Regions from separate parts of the Mus musculus genome. Here region 2 is linked to region 1. Evidence: chromatin contacts called from ENCODE Hi-C data. All regions are on one chromosome and are shown on one strand. The core of a region is the stretch at or near the end of the contact, and the rest is flanking DNA. Distances in the headings are between cores, read along the strand shown.

The links. A loop is a pair of places that touch in the nucleus more often than their neighbours do.
Region 2: a map of heart shows a loop between it and region 1 (3-fold over the local background). The contact joins the enhancer-like site here to the promoter of Irx3os in region 1. A Hi-C loop is called at or near these places in 1 of 37 maps with a recorded cell type or tissue (heart).

Annotation. Positions count from the first base shown.
Region 1 is chr8:91,800,898-91,807,144 of GRCm38, forward strand. Irx3os (a long non-coding RNA gene) reads left to right here and starts at 2,439. Exons shown (of 4, transcript XR_003947581.1): 1 at 2,439-2,823; 2 at 2,916-3,946; 3 at 4,402-5,466. It overlaps Irx3 (Iroquois related homeobox 3), which reads right to left and starts at 757. Exons shown (of 4, transcript NM_008393.3): 1 at 68-757. The coding sequence starts at 343.
Region 2 is chr8:91,985,709-91,991,955 of GRCm38, forward strand. Gm36670 (a long non-coding RNA gene) reads right to left here and starts at 6,141. Exons shown (of 3, transcript XR_879094.1): 1 at 5,831-6,141; 2 at 4,632-4,794; 3 at 3,069-3,368. Within about 2 kb of position 2,308, at least 1 of the 3 ENCODE cell types and tissues checked has a DNase peak (open chromatin) inside an H3K27ac peak, as active enhancers do; it is heart, where a contact is called at or near this core.

The DNA of each region.
Region 1 (6,247 bases), core at 1,189-3,688:
TCTGCACGCTCACCTTGCCCCACACCCCAACTCCAACCCCTCTCTCCCGGGTTTCTCTGGCTCTTACCAGCTGTGGGAAGATGGGCAGCTCCGTGGCGTAGGGCAGGAAGGCGCCGTAACCCTGAGCGGCGGCGGCGGCAGCTGCGGCAGCGGCGTAGGGTGCCCCGTACACTGATGAAAGCACATTGGATAGGGACCCAGAGGCGGCCAACTCGGAGGCTCCGGCGCCGGGACCGCTCCGGCCCCCAGCGCTACTGCCGCCTCCACCGCCGCCCGCAGCTCCCGGGCGTTCGGGTGGGTAGAGAGGGCGGATGTACTGGTATCCGAGCTGGGGGAAGGACATGGTGGCCCGCGGCGCACCTACGGACTGGGGGCCCGGACCCCCGAGCCGCCGTGCTCAGCTCCGGACCCCGGCTCCGGAGCGCATCGGGGGCTGGGCCGAGCCCGGGCCGCGCTGCGTCGCGCTCCGCGTTCGCCTATTGATCTGCTCCGCGGCGGGCGGCGGCGGCGGCAGCGGCGGCAGCGAGGAGTCAGGTCAGGTCCGAACAGATTGGCCGAGATTCCCTGGGCTCCGGGCTCTGATTGACATTTCTACGGGGCCTCAAGCCCCTCCTCTCTGCGCAGCACTCCCTCCTCTAGGCCGGGCGAGCCGCTCTGCGCTAGGCGCTCAGTTCTGCCCTCCTCTCCGGGAGCTGTGTCGCGCCTCGCTTCCTTCGCCCTCCTCTAGTTTACACTCTCCTCCTGTCCTGTCCTCTCCCCTCCCCTCGCTGCGTCCCCCCTCACCCCACCCCTGGCCGCTTCCGCTCCCGAGGCTCCTTCGCAGTCCTGGACGCTGGGAAACTGCGGTTCTTTTTGCTCTTTCTGTTTCTCACGGTTGCTTTTGCTCACCTTTCTGCTCTCTTCACTTTTCCTAGTCTGACTCCTCTCTTTTAAATCTCTTTACTCTCTCGTTCTCTCTTCCCCTCTTCCCCGGTCTCCGCACCCTGAGCTAAGGCGGCTTAAAGTTGAAGACACTTAGAACGCTGTGCGGGGGGTGTGTGTCCGCGTCAGTGTCTGTGTGTCCGTCCCCGCCCTTCCACCCCCTCCTTCACCCTTCCCCAAATCTCGAGTCTGACGTCGCGCCCTCTTATTCGACTTTTCCCTGCGTCTCCTCCTGGAGTCGCCAATCACCCGGGAGCCTTCTGGGCGAGGCGGCCCTCCCCCGCGAGTACAGAGCGCCGGGCGGGGCGGGGCGGGACTGGACTCAGTCTCTTCCCGCCCCCTCCTGCCCGCACTCGGAGGGGAGAGCCGAGACCACGAGTGGCGGCTTAGTACAGGGTCACCTAGCCCCTCAGGTCTTCCAACTCCTCAATTCTCAGCCCCCTTCGAAGCTGTAGTTCCGGGTTGGGACAGGACCCTGGACCAAGGCAGGCTTCCGGGGCTTCCCGCCCTCCCCCCCCCCCCCCCGTGGCTCCCTTTGCACTTTTCAGCTCTGGTCCCTAGGTCGTTCTCCAAAGCCTAAGCCTGCAGCTAAAAGAGTGAACGTGCTGCCTGGGAGTTGGGAGTGCTGCCTCTCCGAGCTTTAAAAGACCTATTCTGTGCTGGGTGGGGGGAGGGCGGGGGAACCCCGCAGTTTGCTACATTTACACCTCCAGGGTACCTTGTTGAGAATCCTCACAAGAAATAGTGAGTTTGGCGCCTAGGTGGTCTGGTGGAACAAGCAAGGAGTTGGTGGAGCTCCTGGCTATGGAGTGGGGGAGGAGCAGAGAAACTTAGAGCCTAGGCTCTGGGAACTTTCCGAAAGCTCTTCCGAGAAGTTTCTATGTTGGTGTGATTTTTTTTTTTTTAATTGCGACCATTCATTTCACTATCCCCCTCCCCTTTCCGCTCTCTGGTCCCCAGACCCAGCGTTTTTCTTTTGGCGAGAATTCCCCCAGAGCCGTAGAGAGTGTGCATTGTGGGGGCGGGGAGCAAGACTTTGGTTTTATGGTAGGATATTTCCTAAATCTAACTTGAAATGTGAGTGTCCAAGTGCCCACCGTCACGGATTAGTGTGTGCAGTGGAAAGTCATACTGAAATTCCCGGGATAGCTGGAGCTCCCAGATAAGGCTGTAGCGGCGACCCACGCGCGGGCCAGGCCTGCTGTGGGCCTGCGGACTGAACAACTCCCCGGCTGCGATTCTTCAGTAGAGTGAAGAGCCCTAGCTTAGAGGCAGAAAAACCACCCCAAGGGCCTCCGACTGAACTAAGAATCAAACCGGAACTCGCCAGCTTGGAGGAATCTAAGGGTCCCGGGCTGGCCGGGCTCTAGTGTGAATACAGTTAGGGAATGGATTTCTTTCTCCCTGGCCCTGGCCTCCAGTTTTGACCCCCATGTCCCACCTCTGGCTGCATTCCACTGACCTTAGGCTCCAGGAGGTACTAACTCAGAAAATTAGTGGGAGAAACACAAACAGAAGTTTGGGGAGCTACCAAGTCTAGGGTTCGATGTCAGCATGTGGGGTCTTCCTAAATTGAATCTGTGCAGCTTCTCTGTGGTCTCCTGGTCTCCTTGCCTGGTGCTGGAGGTTGGCTTTAAGGTGAGCCTGGACAGAGGAGGCATAGTAGGATCAGCTCAGGCCTTCGAATGGCTTCCCCGCAGCCTGATTCCGTTTCTGGTTAAACCTGTCACAGGAAGCCAGGGCTCACCTGCTCAAGCAAAGGTCTTAGGGTTGTAGAATAGAGGTGACATTATTTTCCAGGATCTTTCCTGTGTATAGGATGGTGAGTCTTTTAAGACAGCCGGGACGACCTACCTACACAGAACTGGACCAGACCAATGGGCGACAGAGCCAGATTGCAAGGTGGGCGAAGGGGTTTCGCTGTACATGTCTGGGCAAAACCACGAGTATTTCATTCCTTTTTGTTTGTTTGTTTGTTTTGTTTTGTTTTTCAGAAGGGAAAGAAAAACAAAACGCAACACCACACAACAACACCACACAAGAGCCTCTGAGATGCTCCTTCCTTCCTTACTGCATTAACCAGCTATCGACCTGGTTGTGTCCGATTGCGATGATGGGCTGAGAGAAAGAACACCGGAAGAGCCAGGCTGTTCTCAGGAAGGACTCACGCCGGCCACGGGGCCGCCCCTGGCCCAGAGGGTGAACCTCTAGACCCAGGCATGAACCTAAGAACCTCGCTTAATTAGATTCCTCCAGGCATCCCAGGCCTGGAGTAGAAACAGCTACCAGTTACCCCGTGACCAACTGGGAAGAGCTTTGGTCTGGCCCTGAAATCAGCAACCCACGCCGGGACCCAGTATCCCAAGCGACTGGAGTCACTGCATGGCTCTGATTCCTCAACAAGACCAGGCCAGTGGAACTCAGCTCTTAGACTAAACTCGCGAGTCCGCGGAGAGCTGAAGCTTTTCATGGGATTTTTAATCCAGGAGATTAGGTCAGACAGACAGATTCGCACAGAGAGTGAGGAGAAGCAGGTGCATCGGGAGTTGATTGGGGAAAGACCTGAGCGCAACAGCAGGAGACCAGCAGGAGCTTCTCCCTCACCCCCTCTTTCTCCCAACAGGCACAGTGCACAAAGCGCTCGCCGCGGACGCTCTGTGGTCTGGGATCAGGGCGCCAGGAGCATACAGAAAAGGTGTACGCCGAGGACACGTGGCGCACGAAGCTGTGCGCGCTGGAGGACAACTACAAGGGGTGCCCTATGTGTAGCCAGAGGCCCACCAGCTTCGGGGTCGGACACTCCGAACCACCAGCCCCCATCTCTTCCCTCCCCTGGTCCAGCTCCCCGATGTGCCCGTGCCCCCCGTCGTTGGGAGCTTCTGCAGCTGTGTCTCCCAGCTCGGACAGAGTTCACTCCTTTCCTCCCAAGGCTCAGAGTCCCCCAGAGGCGGTGCGGGCTGGCTATCCTTCAGCTTCTTGCAGAGGCTGCTGCGTACGCTCCCCCCCCCCCCAGCTGGGGTTACAGGTTAATGAAACGCTCGTTTTCCTCAGTCATTTGTTTTGTTTTCCTGCAAAGTTCTGATAAGTAGCTAACCAACGAAGCTTGTAATTACAATCTTACAGAAACCGGGCCGATCTGTATATAAATCTCACCATCCAATTACAAGATGTAATAATTTTGCACTCAAGCTGGTAATGAGGTCTAATACTCGCGCATGCGATAATCCCCTCTGGATGCTGGCTTGATCAGATGTTGGCTTTGTAATTAGACGGGCAGAAAATCATTATTTCATGTTCAAATAGAAAATGAGGTTGGTGGGAAGTTAATTTCTCTCCGCTCTGTGAAGCGTAGACAAGAATTTAATGATTTAATTACAGTTGTAAGCCCTTTCCATGAGACTTAAATTGAGCTGAGAATATTTTTTTCCTTTTCTCTCTCTCCCCCTCTCTGGCTTTCTCATTCTCTCTCTCCGCTATTAGCAGCCACACGGACTTGCAGATGCATGGCCTGGCGTAGCACCGGGAGGAATTCACATTTGACTGTGAATCCGGCCTCGGAGCATCCCAGGAGGCGCGGGCCGGGCGCCGGCACGTCTGCCGTGCAACGCTGGCTGAGCCCTGTAAGCCGTCAGGGCCCGGGAGGCTGTCCCTGGTCCAGAGGCGCTACGGGAAACTTTGAGGCAAACTTTGCAAACTTCTTTCTCGGAGTTAAGAGAGGCCGCCGGTCAGAAAGGCTGCGGCGGCAGCAGCGTGGGCCCCAGGCCGGATTTGTACACCGCCGAACTGGCCCTGCGGCCCCAGAAGGAGCGCGAGGCTCTCCAGCGTGCCCATCTCTGCCTGCACCTCCCGGACCAGGGCCCCTGCCACTGGCCTTCGAGTGGCCAGCTCTACGCAGCTCCCGGAATCTCAGCATGGAAGGAAAACCGTGGCCCTGTGCACCAGTGGTTTTGTTTCTCTTTCTCTCTGCAAAAACATCCACTTTCCACCTGCGCTGAGCTTTTTCGCTGATCTTTTTTTTTTTCTTTCTTTTCCGTCCTGTCTATTTCTCACACTTTCTGTATGTTTGATTTCCGGGGATGTATTTTTCTCTTTCTTTGAGTCCAAGTGTGTTGTTCGATCCTTTTATTTTTATTTTCCTGGACCGTTTTCTTAAAGCTCATTCTTTTTTGCCTCTCCCTTCCGTGTCTCTGCCCCCCCCCTCCTCAGTTTCATCTTCTTCCTTTTCTCCCTCCCTCTCTTACCCCATCTGCCCTATTTCAATCTTGATCTACCCCAGGCTCTCCTTTGCTGGTTTCTTCTCTTTTCCTTTCCTCTACAGTCTGTCCCCTCCCCCGCCCGTGGATCTGCTTCTCGGGCATCCCCTCCCTCCTCATCCATCTTGGGAGATGAATATGTCGCCTTATTGGATGCGGAGGCCAAAGCAGGGCAATGGGGCTCGGCCAACGCCGCACATTTTCTTCATGCATATTGAGAATATGGTAATGAGCGCGTTTGCATTGTTGCATGGAAATGATGCGACTCCCTCTGCGGTGCGGAGTGGGCAAGGTTGGTGTGGACCCAAGAGAGCTCGGTAGTGGGGACTGGGCCTGGTGGCCATAGTGACCCACGGGGGGACAAGGACGTGACCTCTAGGAGCGCCCTGCTCTCCCTCCGCCTGCTCTGGCTTCCAGAAAGGCGTCACTACCCGGGTTAAACCTTGGAGAAGGGAAGCCAGCCTCGCTTGCCCGCCCGGTTGTAGCGTCCCTGGTCCCGGCCTGAAAACCCTTCCCCGCTATTTTAGAGTTCTGGGAAGGAGAGTCTGTTCTCTAATGGCTACACATTGTTTGCAACTTGAGTGATCCTTTAGGATGAAACACGGCCCTACGCCATCCGGCGGGCGGGTGGACATCGTTTGCCCCGCCAGGTTGAACTCTGGCCAGTTGGCCCTCAGCGGGGATAAGGTTGAACACCCCTCCCCCCAGTTATCCAACAGAGGCAGCTCTTCCCCGAGGCCAGCCAAGTTCAGGTGAAGGGACCCAGGGCCTGCAGAAGGGTGAAATTCTGTTGAAGCAGGCCAGGCTCTGCCTGGGACTGGGAAGGAAGCCATGTTACACTTGCTGGGAGCTCAGAGCCCCGGAACCCCTATTTAGCAGTCAAACCTCACCACAGCTCACCTCAGGACATTTTCCTGCCTCCTTCTCCCCCATTTCCTATTCGGGAAGTCCCTAGCAGGGGCTCCAGGGCCGAAATGCATTGTGGAAAGGCAGCTCTGAATAGGGTCAGGTTTCCCAACCTTCTAGCATTCTGCCCGTGGCTAAGGACTGAAGAGTTTCGCTTCAACCGAGTG
Region 2 (6,247 bases), core at 1,058-3,557, 180 kb after region 1:
ATATTCAACATGGCTGTCTACATGTCAACACCACCTTCACTCAGGACTGTAGAGAGAATGTCTTGTGTATTGTATGGATGTGTCACCTGCCACTTAAAAAGCCTGTGACTAATGGCTTAGGCAGGAAATGGAAGATGGCATATCTGGGAGGCAGAAAGGATTCTGGGATAGAGCCAGATGTTAAAAGATTTGCTCCGCAAGAAATGAGTAGACAGGTGCATGATACCTGAGCATAGGTAATCAGCCACATGGCAGAATGTAGATTCAAATAAATGAGATAATTTAAGTTATGATCTGGTTAGAGAAGAGCCTCACTATGTGGCCAAGGTATTTGTATATATATTTTGAGTCTGAGTCTTATTTCTGGGAGCTTGAGGTTGCAAGGAAGATCTCGGATTAAACTTCTACACAGGAATTGACTCAGTTAAGGCTTCTTCCATACGTCAAATCATCCTCAGAAGGAGTTCCCAGAAATGCACAGACTGTTGTCAGTCACACAGGAAAACACTCTACTGGCTGAATACCTCCCGAGGTCCCAAGTAAATGAGCGCTTCCTCCCTTTGCCACCAAATCATTCAGGAAAACCCCTCACATCCTCTCTTATCCACTTCCCTACCCTCTCAGAACACAGATGCCTCAAGGACTCTGGTGGTATTTGCTATGCAGTCACTAGCTCTTTGTCTTTTGCTTACTAGCCTCATATGATGACAGTTTCGATAGCCTTGAGTTAACCTTTAAAAAAAAAAAACAGGGCTGGAGAGATAGCTCAACAGTTAAGAGCAGTGACTGTTCTTCCAGAGGTCCTGAGTTCAATTCCCAGAAACCACATGGTGGCTCACAACCATCTGTAATGGAGTCGGATGTCCTCTTCTGGTGTGTCTGAAGACAGCTACAGTGTGCTCATAAAATAAAATAAATCTTTTTAAGAAAAAAAATACTGCTAAAGTGTAGTACAATTTACACAATGGCTTTTGATGTCACGGCTATTGTCAAGGTCAGTGGCAGAGGGGGCCGTCATGTCCTCCTGTAGCAGTCACCACCATCTGCCTCCAGAATTCTCTGTTCTTCCCAATTTGATATTCTGTCTCCACCAGACAATTTCTCTTCATTCTTTTCCCACCGGTCCCAGCAGTTACTTTTCTACTGTTGGTCTCTTAAGCTTCACTTCTCTAGGTAGTTCGTGTACAGTGCTCATAGAGCATGGCAAGTCTCAATTAGAGTGGCTAGTATATTTGAATACTTGGTCTCCACTTGGTGGAACTGTTTGAGAAGGATTGGGAGGGCGTAGCTTTGTTGGAGGAGGTATGCCTTTGGGAGACAGGCTTTGAGGTTTCAAAAAACCCACACCATTCCCAGTGTCTTGTTCTCTCTGCCTCATGTTTATGTCTCAAGATGTCCTGCTGGCCACCATGGTCTCTGCCAAGGCGATGATGAACTCTCATCCCTCGGGAGCTGGAACACCCCAATAAACTCTGTCTTCTATAAGTTGCCTTGGTCGTGGAGTCTCATCAAAGCAACAGGAGAGCAACTAAGACACACAGCATCTGCTCTTTTCTGTCTGGCTTACTTCCCTTGGCATGGTCCATGCTGTAGGCTGTTTCAGAATGTACTTGCTTTTAAAGACTGAGTAATATTCCATCCTCTTTCCATAGCATATTTTGATCATATATCTAAGTGTCTTTGCCTTGTTTCCCTGTGGCTGTTGTGAACAAGGCTCCTGTGAACCAAGATACACACATTTGTCTTGAGAACTATGCTTCCAGTTCTTCGAAGTACATGCCTAGAAGCAGAATTGCTCAACCCCCAGCAACCCTATTTTTAATATTTTGAAGAATTACCATGCTGTCACCTGTAGCAACCATACCATATAACCTTCCTACTAACAGTTGCTAGTATTGCATTTTTTTTAAAAGCCAGAAAGGCCCATAAAAAACATTTGACTGAGAAAAGTGCCATCCATCTTAAAACAGATAAACAAACAAACAAACAAACAAAAACATCTATTTTTTTTCTCCAAAGCAGTAGTTTCTTTTTGTCTCCACAAACACTAGTGGGCTGGGTCTAGCTGGAGAATTCAATGTAATTCAATATAAAAAATTTAAAAACAAACCCAGAAAAGTTCTGTGGCTTCTGTGTACTCAGAGGGCATCTCCAGCAGTGAGATCAGAGTACAGGTGCTTTTCTGTTTTCCCAGTTCATTCTCCGTAGCAGCCAGGGTTACAAATCTCTGCCCTTGAACCACCCGCTTGCCCTGTGTTCGCTTTTAAAATAACTTGTCTTTTGGCTTCTGAAGCAAGAGGGCTGTTCTAGGGACCAAACTCCAGGAAGCAATCGACATGCCCCTGTATCAAGAGTGGTGTTGGGTGCTGGAGTGGTGACATGTGGCTTCCTGGTGTGATAGTGGGTGTGTGGGAGACAAACGCCATCTGGAGAAGGGGGGATGGGAGCCAGCACTGGCGAGCTGGTCACACTCTCTCCCTTCAGCACCTTCTTTCTCTCAGACATCTACAGCCACTCAGTCCCTGGGTTCTCAAAACTCTGATTCTGGGTGGGATAGATTTCTTCCAGCCTACCTTCAAATCATAGACTCAGCCTTCAGGGTGAGGACCCCCTCTTAGTCCTCTATTTAGCCCCAAACCTGAATCTCCTAAAGTGAACTCCACATTGGAGTCAGACAAGAGATTACCAAAAGGAGTTACTCTTAGTTTCCTGCAACTCCCTGGAGTTCTTTATTCTGCAGAAGCCCTCAGAAGCAGGGCTGGGCTTGTGTGTCTTCCTAAGAGAAGTAGACACAGATGGGCCCTCTCTACATCTCCACATCTCTTGGGTGAAATGGATGAACCCAGCATGTGCTAAGATGATTGAAGGAAAGGAGGACAGAGCAGACTCTTTTCCCCTCTAAGAGTGGACTTGTAGGTTTAATTGTAAAGAATAATTACTTCAAGACATTCTAATTTGTTGTGTACAATATAAATCAGCAGAACTCCATAGAATCATGTTTTTAATGAAGACCCCAAATAAAGTATTCTTTTACATTACAGCAGATGTTTCTTAATTCACTGGTGGCATACATTGGGGTATTAAGATTATTTCTTGGCATTTTATTATGAAGAACATACTTGCTTCATCAATTAAGTGGGCCATTAAAGACATAAACAAGCTTTTATGCACTGCTTTTCAACAGCTGCTGGTGGTCTACCAAGTGGTAATCCAGCTTTCAGCAAATATTCTTCAGCTCAAAGTCGCAAATGCATTTAATAGGGCAACTCTGGGTCAGTCCACAGCTTCCCAGATCCCAGCCTGCGGAAATTCTTCAACTGGGAAATGGACTGACAGGGTGTACTTGGGCAAGTTGCTTCCAGAATGTTCTGAAAGGAAAGCACGAGTGTGTGTGTGTGTGTGTGTTCAAAATAAAATGTTCATCAGTGAATAAGTGTAAGAGGAAGCACACATTGGAAAGAGAGAGTGAAGGTTCCACACTCTTGCAAATGCGATAACATGGGCCTTGAAAGAAATCAGCTGAGTCTGTGTTATGCCACAGAGGACATGGAGGACAATGTAGGTCACGGGCCCCTTCAGTCACTGGAGTCCGTTTGAGCGAGATCTGACCCCGCTGTGACAATGTTCCCAAGGTGTACAGGAGGGGCTTTGCATCCTCTAACTGGGATGGAAGCCAGATAAGATTTCCCCGTCCTCCACCTTGCACTTCCTAAAGATAACAACCGGGCTGAGAAGGATCGGGGAGCAGGCAGCCTAGGAAGTACAGAGGCCTTTATTATCCTTGGCTGGTCAGCTCCTTGCTTCCTGTGCCAGCAGTGGTCCAGAGGGTGCTAAGCTTCACCTTGCTAATGTACACAATGACATCCTCCTGGAGCTGCACTTTAAAAGGAAAAGAGCTAGGGAGCCAAGCCTGGGAGAAATTTGCAGCAAGCCTGGGTCACCCTCAAGCTGGGAGATGCTCAGGCACCAAATGAAAGGAAGAAAGAATTGATCTTCAAGTTGGGCCAATTCCAAATCTACTCTAAGATTTGTTATCAGTAGGAAGCTGGGTGCAGGGGAGGGAGGGAGGGAGGGAGGGAGGGAGAGAGAGAGAGAGAGAGAGAGAGAGAGAGAGAGAGAGAGAGAGAGAGAGAGAGAGAGAGAGAGAGAGAGAATGAATTGGAAGAATGCACCAGGTAACAGGGAGCCATTGTCACCATATATGACACACCAGATTTGTTGGTGGTCCTATCTCAAGCCTTAGAGAGGGTACCTGGGATGTGCAGTTGAAAGTATGGAATGGAGGAAGGCCTTCTGCCTTTTGTTCCTTTTCTTAAAATAGGGTTTAGTCATAAATTTTCTTTCCCTTTTTTCTTGTGACCGACGAGGGTTTATTTTTCTTTTTGTGTTCTGGTTCATTTTGTAGTTGGATATACTATTGTTCTGGGCTGGCAGAAAAAGGAGAGGGGAGGGAAGGCAGGAACCACATTGTGAGTGAACTTGGCCAAGAGAGTTAGGAGGTGACTTCCCCAGGAGACAGGGACTCTGCAGTGCATTCAGGCCATCAATCCTCCCCTGGTCACAGCTGCAGCACTCCTGTGACCTGATGGGACCAGGATGTTCCCAATGTGGCCTTTGATTTTCATGCTCACCTGATTGGAAAGTGAGGCTCCATGTTCCTCTTCTTTCGGGCTAATTTCACTGCTCTGAGGAGCAATGTTTCCAATGACATCACACTGGAAACTTCATCCCATTGGGCAGTCTGTAGACAAAATAAACACAGCAGCCTCCTTTTTATAGCCTCAGCTGGTATCTCTGAAACACATACACATACTCTTTTTTTTAAGCATGTCAGAAAGGAAACAGGCTAAACAGCCTGCCAACTTTATAACCTTCTACATGATTTTAAATTAATATTAGCCTATTAAAAAAGAGCCACAATCAGAATAAAACACACACACACACACACACCTCAGCCAGATTTGCACAGCCGACACATTTCATATTGTTTTGGACAAGTGCCCTCAATGAGAGCGCTTAAAGTCATGTACAACAGGTATGTCATGTTATCATGGCAAGCATGTTCTAATAAACACTGGGTTGTTTTGTATTGCTTTCTTTCTGTCACAATCATAGAAATAGAACACCATATATCACTGTAAAACACATTTCCACATAAATGCTGATAAGCACAAAATATTTTTCATCGTTTACATTTTAACTGTGATAATCTATGGCAGGATTAGGGCTGCATCCATCATGTGTCTAACTAACCTTGCTGTAATGAATTTTTAAATGTAATGGTTTCTGTCGCAAAGGAAAATCATACATAATGTCTAGTGACACCGTGTGCTGGCCGGTGGGTGGGTTTTAAAATGTAAATCCGACTTCCTCTTTAATTAGATTTATAAGAGGCATCCCTTCCACCCGGCCCTCCTGCTTCTCATTATTTAAAGCAGAACTAGCAGAACCAAGGATATGTGAGGCCAAACAGCTTCCTTCTTGACTTATTCACAATCACTTGCTTATGGGAAGGAAGTGTGTGTGTGTGTGTGTGTGTGTGTGTGTGCATGTGAGTTTCAGAACAGCAAAGCATCCAATAGATACAAAAGCCTGTGACAGTGGACCCTTCTAGGGGAGATGCTAGGAAGGACTTCTCTCTCCTGGAATACTCTCTAGAAAGTGCTTAGGAGGAGATTTGGGCCGAGGGGCAGCATAAGAGCATGGACTAGGGGGATCTGGGTCAAGGGCAAGTCTCTCTCTCTCTCTCTCTCTCTCTCTCTCTCTCTCTCTCTCTCTCTCTCTCTCTCTCTCTCTCTCTCTGCTTGAAATAACAAATAAGCCGACTTACCAGAGAAGAATCATTAAAAATAATTTGCACAAGCTTTCGGTTGTGTGAGCTCCTTTTTGATACAGTATTTCCTCCCGTGCTTATCACTGCGGACATGTTCGCGCCATATGGAAGCGAGCCGGGCTGGGAGCTCCCACAATACCTGAGTGGTTAATTAAGAGCCGTTGCCCGGCCACAAGAAGCAGGCTGGAAATCCCTCTTCAGTCTCCGACAATGAGTAGCTTTTTTAGCAGCAGAAGTCGCCAGGGACAGCCAGAAGCGAGGGTAATTATTTGAGATAACATACAGCTGAAGACAGCGTGCATGAGTGCAGGGCGGGCGGGGGAGCTGGGGGAAGCCATGTGCAGTTGAAAGGAGGGCAACAGCAGAGAAAAGTCTATAATAAAAAGGTCAACATCTCCTATTTTTCTGTACAGT